Regions from separate parts of the Mus musculus genome. Here region 2 is linked to region 1. The links are chromatin loops, found by intact Hi-C in ENCODE. Cell type or tissue: left cerebral cortex. All regions are shown on one strand.

The links. Peaks named below come from ENCODE experiments on the same cell type or tissue, not always from the same donor. Only the 100,000 strongest peaks of a DNase experiment are listed, where the experiment ranks them.
Region 2: it touches region 1 in a loop (11-fold over the local background); 4 of 42 quality-filtered maps call a loop at or near these places.

The regions. Positions count from the first base shown.
Region 1 is chr1:38,621,672-38,629,671 of GRCm38, forward strand. Aff3 (AF4/FMR2 family, member 3) reads right to left here and starts at 5,573. Exons shown (of 22, transcript NM_001290814.1): 1 at 5,418-5,573. The coding sequence starts at 5,470. In left cerebral cortex, no CTCF peak of the experiment used is centred here; DNase peaks (open chromatin) are centred at 4,875, 5,356, 5,748, 5,771 and 5 more places; H3K4me3 peaks cover 2,876 bases; H3K27ac peaks cover 1,396 bases.
Region 2 is chr1:38,433,192-38,441,191 of GRCm38, forward strand. All of the region lies in intron 4 of Aff3 (AF4/FMR2 family, member 3), which reads right to left. Among named protein-coding and RNA genes, the nearest start is that of Aff3, 190 kb to the right of the region's middle. In left cerebral cortex, no CTCF peak of the experiment used is centred here; DNase peaks (open chromatin) are centred at 4,699 and 5,400; H3K27ac peaks cover 724 bases.

The sequences.
Region 1 (8,000 bases):
CCAACAAGCCCGTATAAAAACACACAATCTGGTTATTACATTCCTAAGCTATATGTCCGGATTGGGCAGACTTAGGGCTGCTACTTGAAACTTCTCCTGGCCACATGGTTAGGCTCCGTATTCACGTCCTCTTCCTCTCCTCTTCCTCTCTCCTCCCTTTTCCTCCTCATATCTGCCCCCACTTTCTAAGACATCCTGTCCCACCATTTCTTTCCACTGCCCAATCACAGGCTCTAACCTTTATTTAACCAGTTAAAATGGAGAAGGGGAATCACAGGAGATCACCCATGTGATCCACTGCTCTCGGCAGGGGGCAGCTGGGGGCGGGGGTGGGGAGCAGCCCCTCTTCAGGAAGTAGAATTAACATCAGAATGCAAAGAGCATCAGGGCAACCTACAACACTCTAAACTCCTAACAGTCTCTCCCCTTTGCCTCCTGATGGGGGATGCGAGATGTTCTCACATTGCAGGCTTCAATCCATGGATGGGAAATTTTTTAAAAAGAAAGATATCAGATTTGATATAGAAGATATCAGACTGCATCATGTACATCACCGGGTATCACCTGACACTCGTATTTTAGTCATGTGTACTCACGTTCACAGGAATACTGGGTTGCAATGTTAAATGTGTATCAACTCAGAGTCTCAGCGCAAAATATTTAAGCCAGTAATACCTGTCCAATAGCAATGCCTACCACATGAACATTGATTTGAAACATCCATGTGTTACAATCCCTTTTCCCTTTTGAATTTTTGTTGTATGTATGTGGATATGTCCATGTGGTTGTATGCTGCATATGCCCATGGAGACCAGAAGAGAGGATTGTATTCCTCTAGAGATGGAGTTATAAGTGGATACAAGCTGCCTCCTGTGGTGCTAAGAACTGAACTCACATCAATTGGAAAAGCAATACACACTCTTAACTGTTGAGCTGTCTCTCTTGCCCCAGGGGTTACAATCCCATAGGGTTGGACCTGAGGGGTGTATAATGCCTGTGTGAACAGAAATGTAGGGACTCTGGCTTATGTAAAGTCTGTGGGGGTGAGGGTCAAGCGACTAATAGACAAGATCTTATTAATATTTATGATTCCATCTTGATTGACTTTCTCCCTAGGAATAAAAAGGTGTTCTTATTTAGAGAAGAGTAAATATAACTTAGTTTTGGAAAACTTTTCACGTTTGACAAACCATCTCATGATGACCAGGCTGCGTGTTTAAAATACACAGTACAGGTAATTCCACCGTGATCAATAAAAAGCACTCCTAGAAATACAAAAATAAAAAACAAAAACCAAAAAGCCTTTGTTCTAGATGCCCCTATGCCATTTTCCCCCACCATCTGTAAAAGCCAGTTCATCTCCCAAAGTTTATTTCAAAGGCCACCTCTTCTATGGAAGCCTTTTAAAAAATAAGTAAAAACTAAAATAATAATAATAATAAAAATTAAGAAAAATTGCCTATCTACTATCCACCCCAGTCCCAAGTATGGGAGTAGTCGGTTTTTGACTCTCTGGAACAGAAAACTGCCTTTTGCATTTATGTTCTTGTCCAACTCTAAAACTAAGGAGGAATGCCCAACCCAGCTCATCCCCTACATCAGCCACCAAATAAACAAAAGCAACAGTGAGTCTGTCGGGAGGGGTGACCATCACTTTAGAGACCCTGATGTGTGTAGCAGCTGAGCCAAAATGACTGAACCTCTAGAGAAAGAGCAGGAGGGAACCAAAGGGAGGCATTGCTCCCTGGGATAACTGCCTCTGCTCAGGGCTCAGGCCTGCAGAAGCTGCAGACTCCTGTGCAGAAGGAGCCCCTTCTCTGCATCTCTGACCTTCAGAGTAGAAACCGGAAGTAGCGCAGCTTAAAAATGTTTCTTACGGACATCCATCTCCGTTTTAACAGACAGTTGAAATGATCAGTTATCGGATAGGTCCTGCACGAAAGATCAACCCTGAGATACAAATATGGGTGCTTCTGTATGGGGGTGATAGTATGGAAGGAGACAGACACGGAAGCTCCTATCAGTTGATTGTATCACACTGGTCATACTTTTGTTTCATATACTGTCTATAGTGGTGTGAGACTCGTCCTCCCGCACGTACAAGAAGCATACTTGGGTTCAAAGCCAGAGTCAAAACTAATAAAGTGCAATTTGTTTGCTCGGGATTCCATGTCTACCAATTAGAAAAAGTTGTTCTGTTACCAAAATAAGAGTCTCTGGCTATTAATCTGCACCTCCTCTCTTCAAAGATGGGTGCTTTTTTTCCCCTATGATGAAACAGATGTGTTCAGTGGTCTTTATTTAAAATTTATATCTCCTTTCATGAGATAATTAACAGGCACCACTCCTAACTCATGGCATTTGGTTTTCAGATTTTTTTTTTAAATCAATACCATTTAAGGTTCTGACCTTCTCTTTTAATATTTTGACACAACCTTAACTTGCAGATGTCAGGGTCTTGCTTGGTAATTCCTGCAAAGCCGCTCTTCATCGGCTGGAAGACATCTGCGGGGCTCTAGAAAATGCATAGCCCTGATATCAGAAAGCGGACCTCGAAGCTAATTCTTCATTGAGGCAGAGCTGTATAAACTCAGACAAGCTACCTGATCACCTATCCTCAATTTTCCTCTCTGTAAAAATCAGACCAACAACAGTACGTACATGGTAAGTTTCTTGTTGGGGAATAAATGACCTAGGACATATAATGGCCATGCCTCTGACAAGTATGTAGCAAATATTAGACTTAAAATACCTGCTGTCATTTTTGGTCTTGGCACAGTTACAGATTAAAACTCGTATTTTCTTATCTATAAAATGAGAGTACTGTCATTTACTTTTGAGATGTTATCAGATTCAAACAAGAAGATAACAGATATAGGAATATCAGACATATAGAAAGTAATCAAGTATGCCAGGCATGAAGGACCCATGCCTGGTATCCCGGAACTTAGTAGACTGAGGCAGGATAATTACCTTGAGTGTGAAACTTGCACACCAAGACTTTCTTTCAAAAACAAACAAGAGCTGGAGAAAGAGAGGAGCGAACGAGCGGGAGGGAGGGGGAGAAGGAGAGAGAGACAGAGAGAGAGAGACTACATGTTTTTGATCATGCATGAGCTTGAAACTGAACTGTAAACATAAAAGTCTTTAGCAAATCCTAAAATTGAGTTAGAAATGTCATGCAAAAATTGGTCCATAACTAAGAGAATGTCTGACATATTTGAAATGCAAACCCAAGTTTTTTGGTTTATCTTTAACTTTACCTAAAGATAACCTTTTGTAAATGTAAATTCTATATCCACAAAATAAGAAACATTCTCTTAAGCCAAACTGTTCTACTATACTGTAATCAAGAAATCTAACATGCTTTCTTAAGCCAAGAAACTATATATTGCTTACAAATCTGATTGAGTGTGCAATGGCTTAAAAAAAAATGCTTTCCAGCTGTGGTGGCGCAATGTCCTCAATGCACTAGTGAAACAGGTAAAATCTATGTGGTCTGAGGCCAGCCCAGTCTACAAAGCAAGTTTCAGGCCAGCCTGGACTATGTTGAGAGATATGGTCAAATAAATAAATAAATAAATAAATAAATAAATAGGATATTAAAAATTTAAAGACAATTCAGCAGGCATTCTTTGACAGTATTCAAGATAATTTACTGGGAACTGAAGACACACCTTGAGCCCTTGCCAAAAAGGCCTACACATTACCACTGATAATCTCAAAATACAACTTATAAAAACCATACAGGAGTTCAATTTGAACCAGAAAGTGGATAAGTAGCATAAACATGCGTCCAAAAAATAAGTTCTCCCCTTTAACTACAAGCCTGCCTAGATTTTAAAAAGCAAAAGTCATTTTTAAAAGGCAGTTGTTATCTGGGAAGCTATTGAATTTGTGCCAGAAACCAATATTTCAAAAGGTAAACCTGTAAAATAATAGGTATCTGTAAATGAAAGACTGGAATAACCCCAGGAGCAGCAACACAGTAATTAGCAACTTTTATAGAGTAATAACATGTTCCATATTCTCTCTACACTAGCTCTTTGAAGTTGCCAGTGTAATATATACAAGTTTTATTACATTGGAGCCCATCCTTGTGTGTTTTATAGGTGCTAGCATTATGCAGAGCAAGCTGTAGTCACCGTCGGATCTTCTATAAGAAACTGCCCGATAATTCGTGAGCTCTGTGTCTAGTTTATTTTGTTACACCTGTCTTTAAGAAAATAAAGTCACTTTGAGCCTAAGTCACTATGGAGATTCACATGCCCACATGCCATCGAGGTATGTGTCATAAATCATAAAGCAGTTTAGCTTTAAAATTGTGCATCGCATATTCATGTGCACACCACTTGCAGTTTTTGACACATGTGAACTCTTTACTGAATTAAAAAGGGAACTGCTCAGCTCTACAATCAGCGATTACCAGAGGCAGAACAGAAAGCAGTTAATATGCTTGTTCCAGCAGATGTTCATCCCCGTAAATATTAAACATAACACAAGTTCCTCCAGGAATATACAAGCAGTAATTTTACCACCTGAATAGGGCTGGTTGGAAACATTTAAGGGGTGGGGGCAATGTGAGGGATGCTGAAGCAGCCAATGGGATTTTTCAGACAACCGCAACTAGAATTAAATTGCATCTACCTGTGATTTACCTATAGCAGCTCTCCCTAATGCGAGATTAGCGAGAACTGGAACCCCAAGTGCATTCCAGGCTGCCAGCTTTGAGCTTGACAAAAAGAGTGAGGAGTTCAGCCATGGGCATGTGTGAAGAAAGGGTGCAAAGGAACCGAGAACCTCCGGGAAATGAGTCTCCCTGGGCCAAGGCCTCCGGAATTCGGGCACCAAGACACACTGGCCTCCTGCCTAGGGTGCTCACTTTTCCATCTCCAGTGGGAGTGAGGTAGGACAGAGGAAGGATGCAAACGCCAAGCAGGGAGCAGGCAGGGCGCAAGGCTAGAGAGCATCCTCTCCGGGCACTTCGTAGAGGTACCAACTCTAGGGGGTCACAGGGGTGGTGAGCCTGAGGCTCTCCGGGAGCTGGAGGGGAGCACAATCCGAAGGAAGGGAGCTGAGAGGGGCTGCGAGATGAGGGGTGGGCTCTCAGGCATCAGTGACACGTTCTAAAAATCGGTTCTCTTCCCCTCCACCGCTGCGCTCCTCCAGTGGCAGCCAGACCCCGGCCCCCTGAGCTAGCGCAGGCAAGCACCGAGGGGAGAGAACGGAACCGGAGACCGACGAATTCACGGGGAGGCGGCCGAGCATCCAGCCCGCCAAGGCTGGAAGGAGCCGGCCAGCGAGGCGGGTGTCCCCGAGCCACCCCACCCCCACGGCGGCCGGGCACCCGGAGTCCCGGCCCAGGTGAGGGCAGGCGGGGCCAGCGCGGCTCCCCAGCGGCCAGCACCGGGACTCACCACAGCGACTCGAGGTCCCATTCCTGGAGCAGGGCTAAGTCGAAGCTGTCCATGGTGGGAGGTGTCAGCGCCGCCGCCGCCGTGTCCGCCGCCGCCGCTGTGTCCGCCGCCGCCGTGTCCGCCGCCGCCGCTGCCGAGCCTCGGGCCGCCCGCGCGCTGCAACGAGAGGCGCCCGCTAAGGTGCATCCCGGCCGCGCCCGAGCCGCCGCCGCCCGCCTGCCCGCCTGCCCGCCAGTCACCCTCCCCCGGCTCTCAGTGCCCGGCACCCCCGCGGCCCCTGCTTCCCGGGCCCGCCCGGCGCACTCACCCGCTCGCCGGCTCGCGCGCAGCCACACTCGCCGAGAGCCGCGAGCTCGCTCTCTCGCCGCGCCGCCGCCCCCTCCCGGCCTGCGCCCGCCCCTCCGCCCCTCCCTCGCGGCGGCCCGGCCCGCTGCAGCCGCCGGCGCGGTGCTCTGCGCCCGCCCGCTCGCCCGCCCGCCTCTTTCTCCTCCGGGAGGCGCGTGTGCGCGGGCGAGGCCGAGGCGCGCGCGCGCGTCCTGAGCCCCGCGCCGCGCCCGCCCCGCGCGCCCCTGCGCTCCCCGCGCTCCCCGCTCTCCCCGTGCGGCTGCTCGGGGTCCCGCGCCCTTTCTCGGGCCGGACTGCCGGCTCGCCCTCCTCACCCGCGCCCCTCCATCTCTCCAGACCCTCAGTGGCCCCGAGGGTTGCGGGGGACGTCCTCTGAGCCAAAGGGAGCGGCGCAGCGGCGCCGAGGGCAGGGGGATGCCGTGCCGAGCCGAGGCCGGCCTGCAGCAAAGCAGACCCCTGCCTCTCGCCCTCGCCCCGTGTCCAGCTGGGACTTTCTGGTCCTCCGCAAATTAAGGGGAACCCGCAGGGCGCTGCGGCTGGAGGTGTGCACTCTTGAAGATCTGGGGTGGGCGCTAGGAAGGAAAAGCCCTGGGCGCCCCAGGCGCGGTGAGAGTTAACAGTGCAGCCCACGGCAGCGCTGAAAACAAATCGTTTCAAATATCTGGAGCCAGTAACTTAAGTGAAATAAAGAGGAGGCGGGAAGGAAGCGTCTTCCAAGACCTGCTTTCAGCTGCAGTTTAGCCTGGGGGCTGGGAGGACGAGGGGTATCCCACTAGCCCTCAGCTGCCCAGTCCCTGGAAACCAGTCTCCTTTCTTTTTATTTCATACTGGAAAGGCCTCTCTGGGTTTCCACTACAAACTTCCCGCCGCCTCCTCTCCTGTCTAGAGAGTGGCAGATTGTCAGCTGGAAAGATGATAGAGTACCACTGTGGCTTGTAAAAAAAATAAAACCCTTGCTATTATTACTCCCTTGGTTTGAGAGACTGCTCCCCCCTCGCTCATTATTATATACACTCTGAGAGTGGGGACTGGAGGCGTAGAGCTGGTCTATCCTTCCATCTCTGGGCTTCTGCCCTCAAAATTGAGGATCCCATGCTGGCCCCGGGGGTGGTGCATGGGGTTCCCCTCTCCCATGCTCTTGGCCCCAGTTCCTGGAGCCCTGTTCAGGATTCCCCAGGATTCCTGGAGAGAGCAGCACCGAGCAAAGCTCACCACTTACACCAAACCCCGCATGCCCTAAGGGAGGCCTTTGCAGTGTATCGGCCTTTGTTCCTTTTCTAGACAAGAAGAGCCACCATGTGAGGCCGCCAAAAATTTAGCCCCTTTGGTAGAAATCCTAGGAGCAACCCCTTTTTTTATTTCACCCACCTCTGAAGGAGAACTAACGAAGTCGTGGGCGCAGGTAGATAAACTGCCAAAAAGCCAACTAGAGTTCTATGCTCTCGGAAACAGAACTGCAAAGCTCTCGGGCCCCCATCCTTTTCTTCCCCCAGCTTTGGAATAGTTCCCTATTAGCATCCATAACTAATGTGAAAATATCAATCGCTAAGTGAAGGCAGAGTCTGCATCAAATCCGCTGTAGAAACTGACTGGTTATTTTTACAAACTAACAACTTCGCTGCTTGAAACACCACCCCGGCCCCTTTAGTTGAAGGCTACAAAAGAACAAAGGAAATATGGACAAAGTACAGGTGTGAAGGGCTGGGATCCAAAATCTTGGTCTACAGTGTATCTGGAGAGAAGGAGGGGGGAAATGTGCCTTACAGATACCTACTTAGCATAAACCCTCTTGGAAATGTTTGCTCTGGCAAAAGTGAGCTATAGACATCACATGGAGACAGCCTTCCCAGGAACAAAGGCTGGGGGTGGAGGGTGGAGGAGAGAGAGAGAGGGGAACAGCCCCTGCCTGGAAGAACTGCAAGTTCCAAGGCCTGAACAAGAAATGTGTCCTGTTCCTTGGGCTCCTGGCTGCAGCTGGGAGTCTTCTCCAGAAAGGAGACCTCCCGCCCCTCCCAGGGATCTGGCTTCCCGTCCCTTCCCTTCCCACCACATCTGTTTATACAAAAGAAGCTGCTGAAGAACAAACAGAACCGTGTTTACTGCGGGTCCCATGCCGAGCGAGCCTGAGGCTCGGACACAGATTCAAGCCTCCTCCTCTTAGTGGCTGAAGATAAATGGGTCCCAGAAAAGGAGAAAGAGCAAAAGGAGTTAGGCTTGGGGAGGGAAAGGTTATTTGTA
Region 2 (8,000 bases), 190 kb before region 1:
ATACAGGGAGCCCCACACATGGCTTGGTCTGCATTTGTCAGGCACATTCCTTGAGACTCCCTCTTTAAATAGACCTGGTGTGGCTTCTGTTCCTACCTCCACAAGGTGGCTCATAAGCAAGTCACTGGAAACCTGCATGGTGCTCACCACAGGGGATGTTTTGATCTTCATCCTTCCTGCTGCTGTAAGCAGACCAAGCAGCTCACTTCTTTTCCCAGGGAGTGTTTTCCAGGCTTCAGGACATCAGTGGCTCTGTTTTTCCCTGTCTCTCATCTCTGCTGCCCTTCCTTCAATCACTTCAACCCAATGTCACAAAGCACCAGGTCTGGGACCTTCTTCATTTTCTTTTTCCTTTTTATTCCAGACAGGCTTGGCTGCGCCTGCTGGCTTCAGCCATTCCCCAGACCTTGGCTTGCGATTGTGTATCTTTGACTTCTTGTTGAAGTCCAGGCTTGTCTCTCTAGGGGACTGTCACATCCACTTGGGCATCTCAACCCATATACCTGAGACTAACGTCTTGATCTCCACTGCTAAGCTTCCACCATTGTCTGCCCACCTAAGATTACCCCATGCCGACTTCCTTTACATTCATTTATGCCATAAGGCAAAGCAACTCCATCTCCAAAAGGAACTTTACGTCTGCATATGCTGAGATTCTCAGGTCTCCTTACTTCTCTCTACACAGAAGCCAGACTACTCTGTGTGAGAGGAAAGGGATGCGGTATCATTCTCTTGCTTAATACCATTGCCTTCCATGGTCTTCCACTAAGAAGCAAAGGCCAAAGACAGCCTAAGTGGCTCTGCGTGACCCATCTCCTCCCTCATCCCAAAACACTCTGCCTTGGGATACCACCCCTTGGCCACACCGATATTCCTTCAGTTTCCTTCAAGCGTAGAGACAACGCTTCTCTAGAGTTATTTGCACCTGCCGTAGAACAGAACCCTTCCTTGGGCTTTCCAGCCGAGTCAGCCATGGCCTCTCAGAAACAATGGCTATTTGCAGCCAGAGTTCAGACAGTACTGAACATTTTAATGGTGTGAGGATACAGCTCAGACTGGTTGTTTGGGGATATGGAGGCCTAGGGTGAAGATGTATGTGGAAGTTAGGAATATAAGACAGTGAATGTGGAGAGCAGGAGGGTGTGACCTAAGCGTGTTTTGGACGCAGTGAGGGACAGGTTCACAGGAGGTTCTTGACCCCACTCATCTTTGATACATCTTGAAGGGCAGTGATGAGAATTGGCATGTGGTCTGAACAGAAACACCAGGGCCCTCTCTGTTTCTGGTTTTTACAGTGATACCTGGTAAGTGACTGGAGTGTAGGATGGAGGGAAGAACATGAGCCCAGTACACACTGGGGGTGTCAGTGTGACATAACTGAAGCTGTCCACCTCTTGCTGGGCGAGGGCTCTGTGACAGCTCCAGGGAAGCAGAACAGGTTGACAAGGAGTGTGAGGAAGAGACACTGAGGTCCTGAGACAGGGCGAGTGGGAGTCATTCCATCGGACAACATTTCAAATGGGAATTCCTCTCATGACGAGAATATCATGAAGGAGAACACAAGGAGAAATTCAAAGAAAAGCACAGAGCACCGTGTAATAACCTACTGAGTTTACCAACCAATATAACTCTGCCTCTCACTAAAGCGAAGGTTGCTGGACAGGGAGACGGCACGCTGTTTAGACACTAGTTTCTTCCATTCTAAACCAAAGAACTTCACCAAAGAATGCAATCTGCATTCATGTCCCTCACTGTGTGTCAGAATCTATTCTAGGTGATGCAGATGAAGAGGAGAGAGAGAGACAGAGAGAGAGAGAGAGAGAGAGAGAGAGAGAGAGAGAGAGAGAACCACAGAAGTCATGAACCGAAATCATCATTCATCATAAATGGATGAACCACAACAGTCACTCTTCCTAGCCTACACTTCACACTGCTATGTCCCTCCCCTGAAGGTCAACTGACCTTGGCTATTCGTCACTCAATGCTGGAAAGCACTCGGCAATTAGGATCTTTGTTAAAAAAGGAAAATCAGCCAATAAACTGTGATTTTGTGATGGTCAGTAGCAGGTAAAACCAAGGTAGGGCATTTCTGGGACCTTGTGTCAATCTTCTCCAGACCAACCGTGCATTTTGCTCCAGTTGAGGGGAGAATCAAGGAAAGGCAGCTTGATTAAGAAAAAATGACTTTAGCTGAATTTCAAAGGACTAAGTTAGGACTTTAACATGAAGTTGTTCTTAAAATGGAGTGTTCTCTGTCTGCAATTACATTTAGTTAGATTTACAAAAACAACTTGAGTTAGGGGAAAATTCTGCTCTATGATTATTTACTTAATGGAATACAAAGAAGCGTTTTAATTCTCTCATGATGGATTGTTGAATGTAGTTTCTCCTAAAGTCATTCAGTATCTCACGATATCTCAAATATGCTGCTTTGTAACAAGCATTACAGACTTTAGCAAAAACAAAAACAAAACAAAAAAAAACATGTTTTCTGATGTTCTGCCTATAGGTATTATTTGTATTGTTTATAGTTATCCCGATTTCTGGGGAGAGGACTCTAAAATTTAATAAAATAAAAAAAAATTAAAATTTAGGACCAGGCCAAACCATCAGTTACCTGAGTGAACCATCATTAAACTCCTGTGTGAACACGTGATGCCTCCTGAGAGAGACAAAGGCTGTGAGTAGACAGAGACAAAGCTTGCAAACAAATCTACTTTAGGGTTCCTAACTTAGAACACTACGGTAATAAACTATGAAGACTTTAACCCTAACCCCCTATAGACCTGGAATAGAGAATAACTTTAAACAGAATGACAGCAAAACCTAGAGATGTGCCAGGCAATATCATCAGTGTGTAACCGTCATGGGGTGCTCAAGGAATGGCAACACAGCAAACTCCATCCCCATGGCACCAGATGTAACCAAGAGGCAGGTAACCCCCAAACACGGAGACTACAGCAGCTGCCAGAGTACACTTCTCTGTAGTGTTTCCAGGAGTACAGTCAAGCTGATGATTAAAGGGCAGAGCAAGTATGTATAGTTGTAACACAGCTATGTACATCATGATCAATGTACACACACCAGACATAACTACCACTGTCCTACTGTCCTAGAACCACAGGTCAGTAGGTACAGCATCATCAGAATCATGGGACCAGTGCCCTGTCCCAGGACGTTAGGACAGCCACAGTGCTTCCACTTAGCGATAGGACCTTTCCAGCTTTATAGACGCTCAGGGGATCATCTCGGATTCAAATGCCCCTTTCCAAACAAAACACCATTATGTGGTGCACAGCTGTCTGGATTAAATGTAGACAGAAGAAAAGAAAACTTGGACAGCCCAAAGGCTGCAAAATTAGGTCACTTCAGAGGCCTGCCAGGCTGTCTTTATGTGTCCTAACGCGTGTGCTCAGGGGCAGCCCAGGACTCTGCCGGGGAGAAGAAATGAAGTGCTAACTTACAGGGTTGAAAACAATTCCAGACCTGGCCGTGGTGACAGAGACACAAAGCACGAGGCTCTCAAACTGTTTTCCAGACTGGATTCTTTAACAAAGGTGCCTATTATTTATGCTTTTGAAAAGGGTCTGTGATGTTCCTCCGAGGCCCATAATGAGTTCTGCAGATTCGTGGAATTCCTCTCTTGAAATCATTTCCTTTCCCTGAACTGTTAGGTCTCCGCCATCCATCTTCCAGTTTATTTAAATCCACACTGTGGACAGGATCTTGTTTCTATGTTCTGGGCCATGCTCCTCAGCTTCTTAGTGCATCCGTGAATGAGCATCACAACAGTATTAATAACACTAAGGAAGTACTATGCACAATCTGCAACATGTGTGACAGCCTCCCTCCACCACCAATCCCTTTAGGTGGAACAGACCACTAACATGTAATCTCTGTTACCTTGTTGGTAGACGACAGGTCAAGGGTGCTTTGTCAAGGAATTCTGACCTTTTGGAGAGGTTAATTTAGGTCAGCTGGACACGAACAACTGATCTTTCTGTGCTCATGTTTTGTCAAAGGAAGCAAAAGACATTGGTTAGCATCTCTCATGGTCACATAACTCCTTAGGCCATGCCCAATTCTCTGGGGATTAGAAGGCCTTGTCTTAACGCCATGAGCTCTCTCTTGAGTTTTATGATAATGTCCATTGGAACAATCAGGTGGCTCTATGTGCCCTTTTTAAAAGGTATTCTTAATTATTGCTGCAACTTTTATTAAGATATAAAAGTCATTATGTATGAATATGAGTACTATCTAAAATGACAGAGAAAATGAGAAGGTGTTTGGATATTCTTTCATTTGCTGTGATGCCAGACCAGTAGGAACAAAATTCAAGCCTCTGAAGAATTTCTGCAGAAAATATTAGCTGCAAATACCATTTAAAGAGAGTTTAAAAGAGTAGCAACAAGAATTTTGCTTTCCAAGAATTTGTCTCTTATGTTTTGTGGGTGGTGAGTTTTTGTTGTTGTTTTTTTTCTCTGCAGCTTTATATAAAAGAAATACAAAGCAAACAAACAAAACCCAAGACTGCAGGAGTGTGTGAGTGTGGAAAGACATGTGTGCACTCGACTAAGAGAACACATTTCCCGTTCCCACTTTTGTGCCTCACGCCTAAGAGTGCCTGCTGAACCCTGGGAGATGACAAGACATCTCCCAGGGGTGTGACTCACCCAGTTCTCTGAGCCAGTGCTAGAGCTGTTTTTCCTCTTAGGAGGGCCAGACAGACACTTGGCCTTTCAGAAAACCTCAAGGATGAGTCACAAGTGACATGCATTGGCATCTTGAGGGGGGAGGAAACAGAGGCTGGAAATATGGCCACACAAAAGGTGGAATGACACTGTGAGCAAGCACGAGTATGCATGTACACATAAACACACACATATGTACACATACATGCACATACACTTGCACACACACATGCATGCACACAAATACATACACACATGCTTGAGCACACACATGCATTTACATATATGCATACATATATACACAAGCAGAGAGACACACATGCAAACACACATGCATGCATACATACATGCAAACACACATGCATGTACATACATGCATACGCATACATGCATACACATGCACAGACACACACACACACACACACATGCAAGCACACACACATAAATGCACATATACTCTCACACACATGCACATGCACACATAAGCACACACACACATACATGCACACACACATGTGCTAGCTGTTTTGCAAAGCAGCCAGGAGAATCCCTCATCCCAGGATCCCTGGTCTTCACTTCTTCACACATATATAGGCCTCCCACTCAATTTCAAAAGGGTGCTACCCACCCTGGAAAAAAATTAAGCCCACATAGTAGCTGGGAAAATATGCAGCCAGGGAGACAGATGGCTTAGGGAAGAAGCAATCTGGATGGAGAGTGAGGGTGTGGGAGTGGAAATGTGGGCCTGGAGAGGGGCTGAGGGAAGAAAGGACGGGCGTGAGTGTGTGGTGACAGATGACAGAGTGCTGTTTGGGACAAGCAGTTGGAGAAAGCAAGGGAAATGGAAGTGATGTATTTATGCATAAGGGCTCCTTTACCATTAGGAAAACTCCCCTTCTGTCTACTCTGCAAGTCCCGCTGCTTCAGATGGAGGCAGACAGCAGAGAGCACATGCTTCGCCAAAGAAACAGAGGTGACTTGCTATCCCGACACGATTTCTATTTCTGATCGAAACAGATCCAAACTGAGCTAATTTGTGTACAGCTGCAGGCTATATAAACACGGCTGCTTAGAATTCTTTATAAAGTATCGGCCTTTGCACTCAACACTTCGTCGAAGTTAATAAGTAGGTGTCAAACTCTGAATTAAAATCCCTGCAAGAGGACACAGCACAAAGGACAATAAAAATGATTTTTAAATAATCACAGGGATAAATAGCATCTACTTCTGACTGATATAAGTGCTAGCATAAAATGTTATTAGGCTACCGACATTGTCTTTTGTTCAGAAAGTATGTTTCATTCTCCAACCATGCCATTTATCATCCTAATGAGCCCTCAAGCTGTAAATTAAACAGCAGAGACAGATTCATTCGAAAAGCATCTTTTCAGAAAAAAAAGGAAAAGAGCTAGGTGTTATAACAGTTTTCTACTTTTATTTTCTCCTAGTGTACTGGTTCAATTTTCTTTCATTGAAAAAAAAAAGCCCTTAGTACTTGAACACTTCATGGGGTAAGTTCATGCAATTTATATTTTCAGTAAACAGTTCATTCATGCTCCAGTACTCTGGGACCAGCTAGCGAACATAAAGGAGAAAAAGAAATCTCATTTTAAAATGCTGTGCCCTGTAAATTATGTTTGATCCCAGAAAATCTTAGAAACCTGGGCATGCATTTACTTTTTAGTTTTACTCGCAAGTGATTTGGTCCAAAGGAAATCCTCAATGGGAAAGGATTAGTGGAAATTTCAAACAGCTTTAGTTTACTGAACCGAATGTATTAATGGCTAAGCAAATACCATTTCCACCATTAATGATAAAAGAATAAGGTCACGAGCCAAATTAGTTGCGATTCCTCGTTACGTATCGATAAGAACATTACCCGTTCCTATGATGAAGAGAGAAGTCGGGGTTTTCTACTTGACCTGAATTTATGCATGAGCACACACAGGAGTGACTGAACAGCTATGCTGGGGAGGGGCACCCAGCAAAATGAGACTGGGAAAGAAAAAGAGCAGCAAGTCAAGTCTCATTTCAGCATGATTGGTCTTCATCCGCCTCCCCTCCTTTACCCTCTCTTGCTACAGCCTATAAATCTTTTTTTTTCCAATCTCTTGCTGTCCCTGCTTATGTGAGAGCCTAGCTCACCCATATCTCTCTCTCTCTCTCTCTCCCTCTCTCTCTCTAGCTCATCCTCTGTGTGGGTGAATGTATATAAAATGAAGAGACAAATAATTGTGCTGTTGAGGTTTTCCTGATGTCCAGGGAACAGCCATTAATCTGGGCAATGGGGCCTTGGAAATCCCATTCTGCAAAATGAATTATCGTTAAGCAATGATAGGCATTCTAAAGACACTATATTTTTATGAGGTCAAAATGAGGGGGCAATCTCCCCAAGGGAAGGCTGAGAGCATCCAGCTGTGACAGAAGCCACCTACTGAGCACCACTGCATGGATGCCTGACTTCCTGCCAGGAGCAGAGTCAGCACAGGCTCTGGTTGAATAAGCCCCCAAAGACAGTCTGGCCCATGCCTTGGGAAGGCATCCATCCCCTGTGGTAGCAACCCCTGGCAGTCTACTCTAGAAGCATGGCCTCCCTCTGCTTATGAACGGATGTGTCTGGCCGAAGGGGATCCACAGAAAGTCTGTACATCCCTCCGGACATCCTGTCCTAAGATATTTACTTAGCAATGGGTAATAGAGAAGATGCTTTTTAATACAATGGAGCTGAAGCCCTGAGAATCCGACACATGAAGACCAGCACTGCCAGCCTGGGCGTGGCCACTTCCTCTCTCCCAGTTGATTCCTAAATAGGCAATTTGATAGGCACATTAATTAGATTCTGGTGCAAGAACTACTCTGATTACTGATGGAAAAGCTACTGTCAGGGCGATGGAGCCTCTGAGGTATGTGGGTGACAAGGGGACATAGCACAAGTCAGGGGGTACTATAAGCAATGACATGGTGCTACTTTTGATAAAATAGAGCAAGGTTTCACTCTGTAAGCAATTAAACTAGGAGGGAGAGATGGACAGCAACAGACAGATCTCAAAGGGGCCAGGAAGTCTTTTCTGGAGTCTGGGAAGAGACTCAGCGGCTATCAATAAACTGTTTTATATTTAACTCCAAGCAGAGAAAACAAAACAAAATAATATATGGATCAGGAAAGGAAAAATTACCCTCCTGTGAAAAATGTGAATTTTTAACTTTTGCAATGTGTTAATAATTAATAGAAATTTGCACTAATGTGACGTCTTCACAAAACACAGAAATCTCACACATGGAACCTTTCAAGTGTAAAAGAAGTAAGCC